Linked DNA regions of Homo sapiens: region 1 is linked to region 2. Evidence: chromatin loops called from intact Hi-C (ENCODE). Cell type or tissue: PC-3. All regions are shown on one strand.

Region 1 (8,000 bases), 97 kb after region 2:
TTAGCCTGATGGCTGGCATATATTCCAAGATTCAATAAATGTTAGCTATCATTGCTATAATTACTACTACTACAATTATATTAGATAGATAATTGACTGTCACTTCTCCATTCACTATGGGTTCTTTAAAGAATCTTGTCAGTACCTATCTCACCTAGAAAACTGGATATTAGATAGCTAGATATAGCTATTTTAAAATATAAACTGAAGATATATAGAGGGTAGTTTTCCATGTGTATCAGGAACTTAGGGGTGTCTGGGTTTTAAGTATATCTATATTTCAAATTTAGTTTAAATGAATTTAATTTATTTCTTGTAGATACAGGGTCTCACTGTGTTGCCCAGGCTGGTCTTAGACTGCTGGGCTTAAGCAAATCACATACCTTGGCCTTCCAAAGTGCTGGGATTACAGACATGAGCCCCTGCACACAACCTTAGGTACATTTAGAATGGTATGCATATAGATACTTAAGAATCTTGAGGGCGTATAGGGGGAAAGGTGCACTGATGAGCCTTACTTGATGTCTGTGCTTTGCAGATGGAAGAAGGAAGAGAAGACAGGAAAGAACACATAAGGAAAGATTAGTGATCCAGAAGTAGATCCGGAATGATACCAGTCACAGTACCAAGGAAGGAAGAAATTAAAAGAAACAGGGGAGTGTTCAACAATGCTGAGTGGTACACAAAGGCCTGAGAAAAACTGTAGGCTTTGCCAATTATGGGGTAATTGGTGACCTTTGAGAGAATAGTTTTAGAAAGAGAACCAAGGGTGGAGTTAAAATTCCAAGGATCTGAGGAATGAGTGGGTGGTAGGAAAAATGGAAGCTATGATGGTAGCCTACTTTTTAAAGATGTTTTCCAAAGAAGAGAAGAAACAACAGAGGGCAGTAACTTGAGAGGGCAGCAAGTCAAAGGAAGGATATTTATAAGGAGAGAGAATATTTTTAGAAACTCAAACAGAGAGCAAATTAAAACACCATCAAGAGAGGCCCTTGGTGGAATAAGATCCTAAAGGAAGTGAAGAAGAATGGGAACAGAGCCCAGGTTGAACCTCGTAAAGGGAGGACTTCCATCATCATTAGAGGCATGAGTAAAGGAAAGGGGCGAACAGACTAAAATTAACAAGATATACTGAGATGGAGAGAATGAAGCTGCACAAAGTCTACATCTGATATCTTGAATCTTACTGGGAAATGAGAAAGTGATTGGTATATTCTGAGAAATTACCAGAAATAGGGTGGGAGCTGAAGGACAGGAGGGCTACATGGAAGGTTGAGAGTTGACTGTACCTGAATATAATAATTTCTGGGCAGTAATGAGAGCTTAGTTAAAATTAGACATATTAATTGCTGTAGACGCAGCATATTCATTTTCCCTAAGAATGTTAAATGTCCAGAAAGTGACAGTAGAGAAAGCATATTTTCTTTATATTGAGCTTAAAAATGCTAAGACAGGAATGAGAGAAAAGAAAAATGGCAAGGGATGCTGTGAGGCGGTGAAGAGTGTATTACTGTCAGGAATTAGCATATTATTTACATTAAAAATAAACTCAGAGAAGGGAGGATAAGCTGAAGAAAAGAGAGAGTTCAAGACACAAACAAACACCATTAGGATTAAAAACAAGTTCAGTGATGATGAAGAAATGGAGGATTTGAAGTTGAAGTCAGCCTGTGGATTTCCAGAGATCAAAATCTTGGAAGTGAAACCACATCAAGTGAGTCTGGGTAGGTCTTGCCTACAGGTGTAAGTCTGCTTCAGGAAGTCCAGAAAGCAGTGAGGAAAGACTGTTAGGAATACGACCCAGTGCTTACAGACATCAGCTTTGCAGTCAGAATCCCAGCTCTACCACTTTCTAGTTGGGTGACTCTGTGCAAGTTCCGAAACTTTTCCATGTCTGATCCTCATCCATACAATGAAGGTCACATTATTTCCTGGCTTTTAGAACTGATGTGAGGATTAAATGGGATAATGTATGTAAAGCGTCTCACATTTGACACCTAATAAGGGCTCAAAATATAGTTTTTATTATCTAGTGTTACTTTCAGTATCTTCATGATTCATATGTCAGTGTTTATCCAAGGGAGAGTGACATGGATTAAGGTGCAGAGGAAGACTGTGAATGGGGCATAAAAGTCTATGAAGAAGGTATCAGGTTTAGAGGTTAGTGGATGACTGGGCAAAGAAGGCTAGAAACCTAATAAAAATGCCTGCAACAGACATTGATGACCTTAAAAAAGGAAATCCTTTTTAGGTAGAACAGAGTAGAACGGCTCCCAAGTTTAGTGCCATTGGATTAATGATATCCTGAAAGACTCAGATTCTTTCTCTGCTTGTTTGCTGGTCCTCTTAAGGCTATGTTCCGTCACGCTCTCCATATTATGCCTGCAGTTTTAGATATCCTTAGGGAACAAGTTTTGGGGATCATTAGTGGATTCCTCTAGAATGTGAGGGTGCTAGCACCTATTTATTTATTTCAGTTTGGAGAATAAAGCAGCAGAGAAGTATTATTCCATATTTTGTTATACAAATGATGCTGCAGTTAGCAGCCTTATAAATACTTCATTATGCATATGTGAAGTATTTTCTAGGATGAATAGGAAGACATAGAATTGCTTCCAAAGAGCACACATTTTAAACATTGTAGATACTTACAAATGGCATTATCACTTTACACTCTCACTAGCAGTATATTAAAAAAACTAAGGATTACCCACTTCCTACTCATATTTTGATAATATCAAACTTTTAAATATTTGCTAATCTGGTACACAAAAAACCATGTCTCATTGTTTTTTCAATGCGCATTTTTCTGGTTACAAATGGGGCTGAGTATCTTTTCAAATGTTTGTGGATCATTTGCATTTAATTTTTAATGAATTTCCTCTTCATCACTTTTGCTTGTTTTTCTATTGGATTGCTTACGTTTTCTTAATTTGTAGAAATTCTTCATATAGTCTGAATACTAATCCTTTGATTGCTATTTTCGTCTATCCTTTGCTTTAGCTTTGTTGAAGATGTCTCCAAGAAGGGAAACAACTTTTAATTTACAAGTAGGAAACAACTTTTAATTTGCACAAAACTTTTTGTCCTCTTGGATTCTTAGGCTGTTTAACTGGCAGTAACTGGTTGTTTGATTTCCAGAGTCTACTTTGCTCAAAGTCAATTACAGGAAGCTCTTTATACAGTGTCATTTAAAGGATAAGGAGAGAAAGCCTGAACTGCTAAAATATACTTCAACCCAGGAGTCTGATGCCATGACTGGAATTCCCCAGATTAGTCATTCCTGAGGGACTTTCTGGAATGTGAGATTTTAACTGGGTGAAGGGTATTATTATCTTGTTGAAACAGGATGTTAGCCTATCAACACATTAACAATGATTATGTTCTTCAATGAAATGTTTTTCCTTTTTTTTTTAACTGAGTAGAGAAAGAACAGAGCAGGAATGAGATGTACAGATAAAGTAAGCAAAGTTTGAAACACAGCACAGGGCCCTGTTATTTGAAGAACTATTACGGAAGGCTCTGGGCAATGAGGAGGCAGTTTCAGGGCAAAATTTCTCTGTTTTAGGAAGAAAGAAGGGAGACTAAAAAGAAAGATGACCAAAATAAACTTTGAGTTTTCTCCCCTCAGCCTGGAATTCTTTTAATCCTCTAATACTCAGGTTACAATATCAAAATATAGTGGTTTTCCACTTAAATTAGATGTGCGTTTGATTATTCCCTTATTAAAGCAAACTTAAGCAGTTCTGCAGCTATGAGTCAACAGATCCTTTCAAACATTCCTCACAAAAGTCCTGTGATAGAGGAAAGTCATTTAAGATTTAAAATGAGAGAATTACAAAGAAAGTGGCATAAAAGACTTGTCCTTTGCCATGTGTTAAGTTGCAAGTATTATTCTAACTTTGTAAGTGGTTTTAGTCTCTGAGAGAAAAATATTTAATGAAAGCAGATGTTGATGAGTCACATTTAAGCTCTTATAGTTTAAAACACATTTTTTTTTTTTGTATATGGAGTTGTTGCTTGGAAGGTGGCTGGATAAAGTCCTCAACCCACACACTAAATGATGAATTTTCTTGTGTTGTCAGTACCAAAGAAGTTGGACTAGAGAGTCTGTAGGAACACTTCCAAATCTTGTATCCTACACTTTGTCAAAGGAGATTTATGGCTGGGCGCGGTAACTCATGCCTGTAATCCCAGCACTGTGGGAGGCCAAGGCAGATGGATTACCTGAAGTCAGGAGTTCAAGACTAGCCCGTCCAACGTAGTGAAATCCTGTCTCTACTAAAATTACAAAATTAGCCAAGGGTGGTGGTGCATGCCTATAATCCCAGCTACTTGGGAGGCTGAGGCAGGAGAATCGCTTGAACCCGAGAGGCGGAGGTTGCAGTGACCCGAGATTGCGCCACTGAACTCCAGCCTGGGCAACAAGAGCAAAACTCTGTCTCAAATTAAAAGAAAAAAAAAAAAAAGAGCCGGATACGGTGGCTTATGCCTGTAATCCCAGAACTTTGGGAGGCCAAGGCGGGCAGATCACAAGGTCAGAAGATCGAGACCATCCTGGCTAACACGGTGAAACCCCGTCTCTACTAAAAATACAAAAAATTAGCCGGGTGTGGTGGCGGGCACCTGTAGTCCCAGCTGCTTGGGAGGAGGCAGGAGAATGGAATGAATCCAGAAGGCGGATGTTGCAGTGAGCCGAGATCGCGCCACTGCACTCCAGCCTGGGTGGCAGAGCGACACTCCGTCTCAAAAAAGAAAAAAAAAAAAGATTTATGCCTTTTTTCCTTTTGCCCTAGTTATGTAGCCATGAAATGATGTAACCATGAGATGATGTAGCCACATGATGAAATAGCCCCCAACTCTTTTCTCCTGCGGCTACTTCTTTAAGTCACTGTTCAGACATTCACAGTGAAGAAGTTAGGGAGAAGAAGAAAATTTTCAAATTGTGAGTGTGAGAGAAATATTGATTTATTATTTAATAAATATTTACAGATTGGTTAGCATGTCTGAGACTAACCACAGGTGGACAGACTAACCAAATAATCATAAACACAATCTCAGACAAAGTTAAGTACTATGAAGTGTCCTTATAACAAAGGACTTAGGAGTCAAAGAAAACCTTCTCTCAGGAAGGACCAACATCTGTGCTAAGATCTGAAGGAGGAGCAGGGGTTAAAAAATGAAAGAGTAGGCCAGGCGCCGTGGCTTACACCTGTAATCCCAGCACTTTGGGAGGCCAAGGCGGGTGGATCACTTGAGGTTAGGAGTTCAAGACTAGCCTGCCCAACATGGTGAAACCCCGTCTCTACTAAAAATACAAAAATTAGATGGGTGTGGTGGTGCATGCCTGTAATCCCAGCTACTTGGGAGGTTGAGGTAGGAGAATTGCTTGAGCCCGGGAGGCAGAGGTTGCAGTGAGTCGAGATCTCGCCACTTAACTCCAGCCTGGGTGAGAGCAAAACTCTGTCTCAAAAAAAAGAAAAAAAAAAGGGTGAAAGAGTGGGTGAGTTGGCAATGGCAAGAGCATTCCAGGCAGAACAACAAGCATTCATAGGGCTCCTGATACAGGAGACAGCATAGTGTGTTCAGGTAACTTGGAGAAAGGGTGATGCAACCCCAAGGTAGTTAGGAGGATTTGGTAATGACTCGGATAACTGGAGATAGTTCCCTCTCAGATTCTTTGCTACTTTCTTCCTGTCTCTCCCTCTCTCCTAACGGAAAACAAACACTTCAGCCAGGCATTGTTTTAAGCACTTTATACATATTAACTCAACCCTAACTCAACACAAACCAACCAGTATATGTCAGAGAATATGAACTCAAGATCTTACCTGAGGCATCTCTGCTTTGTCTTTTTCACCCCTCAAACACTGAGCTATCCTTAAGATAACAAGAGAGTTTCTATAGGGACAAACCCAAGGCATTTAGTTTTTGTAGGGACAAGCCCAGGATTATTTGCGAGAAGGCCAAAAAAAACCCACACAAGAAAAAAAAGAAAAAAAAAGGTAAAAAAGGATGTAGGTATGCAAATGTGTTTTAGTCATGCTGAATCCCAAGGCAAGCTACACTTAGGAAGAAAACTACAAAAATACTATAATCCATTCATGTGTTATTTATTTAATTGTGATGTATAATATTTGAGTGTATATTCTGTCAAGTATGGTCCTAAAAATCTTATAATGTGTATGTTTGGTTAATCCTGACACCCAAACCTATTATGCCAATTTTACAAAGGAGAAACCAAGAGAAAATTCCAAGGATGCACAGCTAGTGGTAGTGAAGAAAGGTGGGAGCTGATTCTGAATAGTCTGGCTGCAGAACCATGCTTTTAAGCACTAGACTTCGTTTGCTCATTTGTATGACCAAAAAATGCCTTGTTACCTCATAAAAAGATTATCTTCTCTCTTCTCTAAAAGAGGGCCTTATGATATTTTAGGAAATGAAGATCTTCTTGACAAATATGAGAGTCACTGAATTAACAAGAAAATAGAGAAACTCTGATGGAACTCTGTAAAAGCAGCACACACTGAAACTGCACTTTCTTTGACAAAAGATTGCAAATAAGAATATGGAAGTAATTTTGTGGCCAGTGAACACGGAACACTTAAGTTATGCAGCAAGCCGCCATGTAACTCTAGACTTCTGAAACTGGTAGTACGAAAACAGCTCTAAGGCTGATTTTGAGCAGGGATTATAGTCAATCCTGCAACACTAAACCAATTACAGCAGAAAAAACCGAGACTATTTTCAACAAAGTTGCAGAATTTTCTGATTTGCATTAAGTGTTTGTCATTTTCTTGGCATGTTTCTCCTTTCATCATTGAAGTATGAGAGATTATGTGTTTAAAGTCTGCCTCTTTCTCATTTGGGTTTGAATAAAATTCCACAGTGTTCTTTTGGATGAAGGGGGTTCCCTAAAGTTAAAAGGAGTTTCCTCCACTTTTATTGAGATCTAAAGAAGCAGACTTGCAGTTCATCATTCACCAAAGAAGCAAAAACCAAAAAACTATAACTAGACATATCATATTCAAACTGCAGAAAATCAAAAGTTTAAAAAGAAGTCTTGAAATAAGCCAGAGGAAAAAATTACCTTACTTATAGAGGAGCAAAGATAAGAGCTACATCTGACTGCTCAAAAACCATGCAAGCAGAGTGGAGTAAATATTTAAAGTGTTGAGAGAAAAAAAACCTCACTGACCTAGAACTGAATACTCTGCAAAATTATTCTCCAAAAGTGAAGGAGAAATACTGTCTCAGACAAACAGAGTTGAGGGAATTTGTTGCTAGAAGCTCTGCCATGCAAGAAATGTTAAAAGAAGTTATTTAGAAAAGAAGGAAAATGATATGTCAGAAGCTGAGATATAAATAAAGAAAAGAACATCAAGAAAGCCGGGTGCAGTGACTCATGCCTGTAATTCCAGCACTTTGGGAGGTCAAGGCAGGCGGATCACCTGAGGTCAGGAGTTCAAGACCAGCCTGGCCAATATGGAGAAACCCCGTCTCTACAAAAATACAAAATTTAGCTGGGCATGATGGCGGATGCCTGTAATCCCAGCTACTTGGGAGGCTGAGGTGGGAAAATCGCTTGAACCCGGGAAGCAGAGGTTGCAGTGAGCTGAGTTCACATCATTGCACTCTAGCCTGGGTGACAGTGAGACTCCATCTCAAAAAAAAAAAAAAAAAGAAAAAGAAAAAGAAAAAAACATCAAGAAGGAATAAATATAGTTAAAACTTTCATTTTCCTTATTCTTAATTGAGCTAACAAATATGGTTTGTTCAAAATAACAATAGTAATAATGTATTCAATTATGTAGCAAATCAAATCCAACAATGTATTAAAGGAAATTATAGACCATAACCAAAGAGAATTTATCCTAGAAATACAAGGCTGGTTCAACATTTGGAAATCAATTAATATAATCCATTACATCAACATACTAAGGAAGAAAAGTCACGTGATTATATCAGTAGATGCTGAAAAAGCATTTGACAAAATTCAA
Region 2 (8,000 bases):
ACCCTACGTACCAGTCATAACAAATTGCCTCAATTTCCTTAATGTACACGAGCTGTCTCATAGCTCCTTAATAAGCCATGCCTCATCATCTCCTGGCTCCCCTGAAACATCAACGATGCCTTGATCACTCATCCTTTATATGAGACCATTAAGCCTGGGATCTCAAACACTGTGATGATCACATTGAGGTACTTTTTTTTTTTTAAACATATATGCTGCCCCCATTGGATGCTGAGTTTCTTAAAGACATGAGTAGACTCTGATTTATGCTCATTTTCACCACCTAGAAGAGTGCCTGGCCTGCAGTAAACACCAACTAAGAATTTGTTATCCTTAAAAATGAGTACCTAACTTATGTAAAAGTATTCTTTTTATCCTTTTTTAAGCCTTAAAGGTAAATCGGCTGGGCACGGTGGCTCACGCCTGTATTCCCAGCACTTTCAGAGGCCGAGGCGGGTGGGTCACGAGGTCAAGAGATTGAGACCATCCTGGCCAACATGGTGAAACTCCATCTCTACTAAAAATACAAAAATTAGCCAGGCATGGTGGTGGGTGCCTGTAGTCCCAGCTACTCAGGAGGCTGAGGCAGGGGAATCGCTTGAACCCAGGAGGCGGAGGTTGCAGTGAGCCGATATCGTGCCACTGCACTCCAGCCTGGCGACAGAATGAGACTCAGTCTAAAAAAAAAACAAAAAACAAAACAAAACAAACAAACAAAAAAACCAAAGATAAGCATAACTTCTCTACTGACATATGCATTAATAAAGTAGTTATTAAAACAGGCTGGCCACGGTAGCTCATGCTTGTAATCCTATCACCTTTGGAGGCCGAGGCAGGCAGATCACTTAAGCCCAGGAGTTTGAGACCAGTTTTGGCAACATGGCAAAGCCCCATCTCTACAAAAAATACAAAAATCAGCCATGCACAGAGGTGCACATTGGTAGTCCCAGCTACTTGGGAGGGTGAGGTATGAGAATTGCTTGAGCCTGGGAAGTCGAGTCTGCAGTGAGCTGTGATTGTACCACTGCACTCCAGCCTGGGTGACAGAGCAATACCCTGTCTCAACAAATAATAAATAAAGTATTCATTAAAACATAATTTTGCAACAAAAGATGGCTCCAACGTTGAGTGACTGTTTAATAAAAATTATCTGTAACTTTCCTAAACGTTTCATTATTTTATACATGTTAATCATCTTCTCTCTTCGCTATCATCTGTCGAGTCTGGAAAATCCTACACATTCATGCAATTGATTTCTTCCTTTGATCATTTTAGATGCTCTTTCCTGCTTTTCTTTTTTTTCCTCTGCTTTTTCTGGAAAAGTACTGATAAAAAACTGCACATAATTACCTTGGGGCTATATAAAATTTTGGAACATAACTTTATTGTTTTGTTTTCAATATCCCTCTTGATGATGCCTAGGGTGGGGGTAGGTGGAAAGAGAGGAATATAGGAATACAGGAACAATGACACTTAATGTCTTCATGTATGAACAACAACAAAAGATCTAACATAACTAATAGAACATATACATGTATAATGTAACTATATTTGCACATATGTACTAAATACTATACATAAATACAGCTCAGATAATTTTTCACTAAAGACATTATCATTCACAATCTACTATTTGCTACAGTAAGACCCAAGGAGAAACCTTGGGAGACCATAATCATCCTCTATGGATGATTTTATCTATATTTTAGCCCTTTGTAAAATCATTGTAAAACTTCACATTTTTTAAAGCTGTTGTCTATATTTGTTCTACTGACAGACGACACATTATAACAAAAACTTAGAAAGCTGGAAGAGATGTTGGCTAGATCACAGTAATGAGAAAACTTTCTTTAAAGTAACTGGAATAACATCAAGACAAGGTGAAGATCACACATGACCAGGCTTCCCAGAAAACCTGGGAGACAGAGGCCCAGCTACATAGCAAAGAATTCATTAACTTTATTCATGATGGAACCTCAAACTTAGCCCTGTATTTCCTATGTAGCTTTTGTTATGATTAAGTAATGATTTGGTCTGTTATATAGTGTTCTTTTCACATTTTATTATGAACTTCATACCATAGCTCCATTTGATTTATGCTAAGTTCTCTTTGTGGTAAAAATCTTTAAGCCTCTATTTTAGGTAGCAGATGTACCTCTGAGTAGATGTTCCCTACCACTGAAACTTCTCCTGTTGGCCAGGCACAGTGGCTCACATCTGTAATTCCAGCACTTCGCACAGCCAAGGCAGGAGGATCACTTGAGCTCAGGAGTTAGAGACCAGCCTGGGTAACATGGGAAGACCTCAGCTCTACTAAAAAAAATAAGCTGGGCTAGGTGGTGGGAGCCTGTAGTCCCAGCTACTCAGGAGGCTGAAGTGGGAGGATCTCTTGACCCTGGGAGGTTGAGGCTGCAGTGAGCCATGATTGCACCACTGCATTCTAGCCTGGGTGACAGAGTGAGACCCTGCCTCAAAAAAAAAAAAAAAAAGAAAAAAAAGAAAGAAACAAAGAAAAAGAAATGACTACGGTTAATCTTCCAGATGACACATCTAGTAAATGACAGCACCTACCCACAAGACAGGTGTGAAATCTTGAGGGCAAACAACATTTACCTTTCCACTACTGTTTGAGACATACAACAAGTCATCTGTATTTTTAAAGTTTTCTTCTTAATGTATACCTTTCCTTTAGGTTTTAAGGGGGCATAGGCTTACTATACTGTTGATTACACAAACTAGTTCAACTATCCATTCTGTGATCTCTAGAAAGGTTTTTAACAGATTAAAAAAAAAATCTTGGTAATTTGTAACCTATATTTCAGGTTTCTGAAAAGAGTTCTAAAGTAAAAGCTAACTTTGCTTTTTAAAGATATCGACAACTATTAAAATGGTACTATTATAAACGAATAGGCTTATACTTTTAATATGCCACCATAAAGGGAGATATAACATCCCTTAGAACATTTTGGACAGCTACAACAAAGTTATGGCTTTAAAAATATTAATGGCAAATCATACCTTTGAGGTATGCATTAGTCAGCATTGCCTTGACAATGTGCCTGGAAGCATTTTTTTTTAACACTTGTAGCCAAATGAACAGAAGAGGGCACTGCTGCTAAGCAGGATGCAGAAACACATACCAGCTAGCAGTAGGCACCAGGGTAATGAAGGTTCCTTTCAGAAAGTAATCATTCTGACCTTCTAATTTGAGGCCAAGTGAATAATAACTCATGAGAGTCCATTATTGAAATCTTTGCTCTGATTTTTAAAGAAAAATAGCAAACTGTCTTTAAATTTGGTGTGTTACTCACTTACACACAATCCACCTTTCCAGGAAGGAGATTTGCTCGTGTAGACTTCTACAGATGGACTTACAGAACTTTTCCAGGTGGACACAGATAATCAGGGACCTGTAGCTGCTAAACTTTGATCTTACCATTGAAACCATCCTGGTCCAGATCTCCCAAAGGAGCTATGGCACTGCCAAACCGTGCAAAGACCTCAAATCCATTCAGCTTTGTCGTCTGGAAGTCTCCTGAAGCTCTCTGTAGAGACACTGAGACCTGCCCCACCTCTTGGAGTTTGCCATCAGAGCCACGATCCATGAAGAGAGGTGCTCCAATAAACACATCTGCATAACTAGAAGAACAGAAACTTCTCACCAAAGCAAGAACAAATTTCATGTCTTAGTAGGCATTTTCTTTCTTACTACAACTCACTTTTCCTCTTTCTGCATCTCTCACACCCACAGTGAAACACAAAATGATTACCAGAGCACTCATTTCAAATTTGAAACTTCCTTTAATTCTTTTAAGAAACTATGAATAATTCATAAAATTACTTTATTTGTTCATGTTATAAAAGCTACTGAAAAAAAACAGAACAAACATATGAGGTTTTCTAGAATTCATGATTAAGGTTGCTTCAAATTGTTTCCTTAAACAGAAAGATTAGCAGAAAAGGAATACAAAAACAGAAGAAAAAAATGTTTAGTTTGAGTAAAGTATTCGTAAACATGAGAAGATAACTTTCTGGAAACATTTTTTTTTAAACTTACTCATCTCCATTAATGTCAGTGGCAGCTACAGAAAATCCGAAATATGCAGCCATCTGGATAAAAAGATGAAAATGAAATGTTTATATTTCATCCAATTAGTTTAGACAATTAACATTTGTAATATATGTACCAAATAGGGTTATTTTTTTTCTCTGCATATAGTGCTTCAATCTAAATGTCTTGTCTTTTGTTTATTCTACCAACACAATGACAATCAGGTAATGAGGCTTGTTGTTTTCCTAGATCATGGACACAATATATTACATGTATATACACAATATATTACATGTATATCCTTCCAGTGTTGTTGATATATGACATTTAAGTCTAAGGACTATCAATTCTCCTTCTCAGGCCTACCCTACTATCTCCCTTTCTCTCCACTTCCCAAAACATACCAGACACAAGCACACTAACAAAGATATATAGTCACAGACAAATGTTGTGATTGAACCCAACAAGTTTTATATGGATGCCTATGTCATGAGGATAATAGATAATAATTATTAATAACAGATAATAATTGGCTCCCCTATGTGTAACTACTACTACTGTTTAAAAATTACTGTTTGGAAAGATATGGAAAGGAGCTCATTTTTGTGTCATATCTCTATAGATTACTTGCCACATGATTTTGCTTTTGAATCACACACAGTACAAATGTGTTTGGGTTTATTATGAGCTTATAATGCACAGGGAGCAGAAATGTCCTCTTCCCTACCACAGGAGACCACAGGCTTGCATAGGATGAGCAGCTTAGCTGTAAATAAATGTGAAAAAGGAAAGCTCTAAAGAGAGCTGAAAGTGCAAAACAAAACTAAAAGAGATGACAGATTAAATATAAAGTAAGGTGAAAAATGAGTCAACAAACCAAAAAAGGAAAGTTAGCAATGCTTCTCAAATTTGATTGGCTCAGATATCAAGGGAGAATGATAAGGGAGATTCCTGCATTATCTATTTTGGGTTGATACAGTGTAATTGGGAAAATGAAAGGTGTGTTCTGTATTAAATAACAAGTTCAGAGCTTGTGAAATAAAATATACTGTGTTTGGGGTACAAGGTTGATGTGCCGACTATGTAACAGAATAATATTCATGGGCCTTAGTCACCTATGGTGTTTGGCTTGGAAGTGTAAAGAAAGGATGGCATTTACTGAGACACACTTTGTCCCGGGCACTATGATTCGAATGTTTTCTTTTGATTCTCACAACTGTCCCATGAGGAAGTTGTCAGCATCCCTATTTTTATAAATAAGAAACAGATTTTCAGCAGCAAATACCTTATCCAATGCAATAACAGATTGAGCATGGAAAACCCAGGTTTGTCCTCATCTAAAAGCCACGCTTCCCACTCCTCTCTAGCCACCCCCACTTCCCAATAGTGGAAGGAGGAATAAAGCAAGTATCATTGAGTGCATGCAGTAGGATCCAGACTCATACATGGTCACCAGACAGGAGAAGCTGCTTGAGCTGGAGAAGTCAAAACGGAACAAAGGGACCACCCCTGCAGCAACCCTAACTGCCTGTCAACTGCAGGGCCCTCCAGGTTGTGCATCAATCTTGACTGCCATACAAATGGGAGGAGGTTTCTGGGGACCATGAGTCTAGTCAGTCAGCCTGTCAATCCTATCCCAAAGCCCAACAATCTCAACTGAACAAAAAGGCTTGAATCCCAGATCTGCAAACTTTGAGAAAGATTTTTCTCTACCTACTGTTTAAATGTTTATTCATCATTACCAACTTATGGTATAATTCTTTGAGACATACAACAGAGAATATTATAAAATGCCTGTACTCGCAGAGAAATGTCTAATACTTAAAAAGTACTAGCATTTTTTTAGCTGAGAAATATCTTATTTCATGTAGTAAAAATGAAGTTCGCTTATAATATCTATAATACACATATCTGTGCCATGCTTTCTGTTGCATCTAATAAAATTATAAGGCATTGATCATCCTTAAAAAAGAATTTAAAGAATTCTTTTCTCTTTTTTCTTTTCAGTAAAGAAAAAGGAAGTCTTTGTGGTTTTGTATGCATGTGATTTTGCATTTCCTAAAAAAAAAAAAAAAAGGAAACAAAAACAAGCCAAAATATCCAAATTACTTTGGTTAAAACAAAGATGAAATATTTAAAGCCCATCTTATATCTAGAATATTGAATATTATGGAATCATTAAACCATTCTGATACTGCCAAGGAAAGTTTTAAGAAATTAGAAACTCTGATGATAAAATATTGAGTGAAAAAGGCAAGACAAAATGAAAAATACAGAGTAAACCAATTTTTGTTTATATACTACACACACACACACACACACACACACACACACACACACACGCTCAAAAGAGAAATGATAATAGTTTGACCAAAATGGTAAGAGTTGGAAGAATTATCTATTTGATGAGATTATAGTTCATTTTTACAGTTTTATTTCGCAAATTTTCTCCAATGAGTACATACTGCTTTTATAGTGGGAGAGGACGATCATATTTTGGAAGCATACCTGCTCGCCAGTAAAATTGTATAAGGAGGACATGTTCTTCCCATCATAAATATAAACCTGTGAAGGAAAAATAGAAGTATGTGAAATCTGGTAAAATAGAAGATAACTTAGAGATTTTTTAAAAAATACCTTTTAACTGTCCTACCATTCCCAAAGTCCTTGCTGCTCTTGGAACTCCTGAAACAAAGTCTGAAACAAACAAACAAACAAATTATTCATTTTTTAGGACAACACTGGAAGTTGCAGACCAGAAGTGACTATGTCAGCAAGCTTTAAGTTTTACTACTTCAGTTCAAAACAAACAATCAATTTAGAAAAATTGGTACTCCGTAATAAATAGCCCAGCATTTTTAAACTATAAAATCAAAATTTACAAAATACAAATTCTGGAGGGCTCTCAAACATATGCAAATAAGCCCTCAAGTCATTTGTAATATTGTTAAACAAGAATAGACAAGATAAAGTAACCTAAGAATGAAGAAAAACTACATTTAGTTTAGTAGTACAGTAATGAAAAATAATACAGAGCAAACTGAAGTGGGGTAGAAGTGGCTGTGGCACAAAAATGTGATCAAAATCAGGTAAAGACTGTGATTCCTAAACGGAGCTCTGAAGGAAGATGGATGGACAATGAGAGGATGGGGTAATAACCGTACAGAGATGGCCCAGAAGGTAACAAAGGATGCCTAAAGAAAGAAGACACTAATTCTTCCTCCCAGAGGAATGAATTTGCTGAAGACAAGGAGGAAAATGCTAAGGAAATCACTAACAGTGTTGGGGGCTAAAAAGAAGCAGAAAGGAAAGGCACTGAAGCCAAGTGTAGCTGTCTCAATTTCAGCAGCCACTAGAGGAAGTTCAGCACAGACCTAGCCTGGACTCTCACCAGTGTGCTAACATCTTCCTCATTTCTTCTGTTATATTCCATAACAATGGTTTAAAATTGCTTAAAATTTTATTTTCTTTTCCTTTTTTTTTTTTTTTTTTGAGACAGGGTCTCGGCTCTGTCGCCCGGGCGGGAGTGCAGTGGCGCAATCACAACTCACAGCAGCCTCAACCTCCCTGGGCTCTGGAGATCCTCCCACCTCAGCCTCCTGAGAAGCTAGACACTGGTGTGCATCACCGCGCCCGGCTAATTTTTGTGTTTTTTCTAGAGGCAGGGTTTTGCCATGTTGTCCAGACTGTTCTTGAACTCCAGGGCTCAAGGGATCCACCCGCCTCAGCCTCCCAAAGTGCTGAGATTACAGGCTGCAGCCACAGCACCCAGCCACTCAAACTGCTTAAAATTTTCAATGCCACATGTTTCAAATACTTAATCTAATTTTTTTAAAGATTAGATATAGTTCAAGTACTTCATACCATCTATGCCATCACCATTGAAATCTCCGACAGCCACAGAATAACCTAAACAGGAAACCAAAGGGGAGAACCATCAGGACAAGGA

The links. A loop is a pair of places that touch in the nucleus more often than their neighbours do. Peaks named below come from ENCODE experiments on the same cell type or tissue, not always from the same donor. Only the 100,000 strongest peaks of a DNase experiment are listed, where the experiment ranks them.
Region 1: a loop joins it to region 2, with 9 times the contacts of the local background. A loop is called at or near these places in 2 of 110 quality-filtered maps.

Annotation. Positions count from the first base shown.
Region 1 is chr2:186,539,815-186,547,814 of GRCh38, reverse strand. No RefSeq gene overlaps it. Among named protein-coding and RNA genes, the nearest start is that of ITGAV, 46 kb to the left of the region's middle. RefSeq lists enhancers at 4,800-5,307, 5,308-5,817. In PC-3, no CTCF peak of the experiment used is centred here; a DNase peak (open chromatin) is centred at 3,274; H3K4me3 peaks cover 1,402 bases; H3K27ac peaks cover 3,069 bases.
Region 2 is chr2:186,637,025-186,645,024 of GRCh38, reverse strand. It overlaps ITGAV (integrin subunit alpha V), which reads right to left. Exons shown (of 30, transcript NM_002210.5): 8 at 7,916-7,960; 9 at 6,705-6,748; 10 at 6,560-6,616; 11 at 4,058-4,110; 12 at 3,437-3,639. Among named protein-coding and RNA genes, the nearest start is that of ITGAV, 51 kb to the right of the region's middle. In PC-3, a CTCF peak has its summit at 3,102 (motif pointing right); a DNase peak (open chromatin) is centred at 3,084.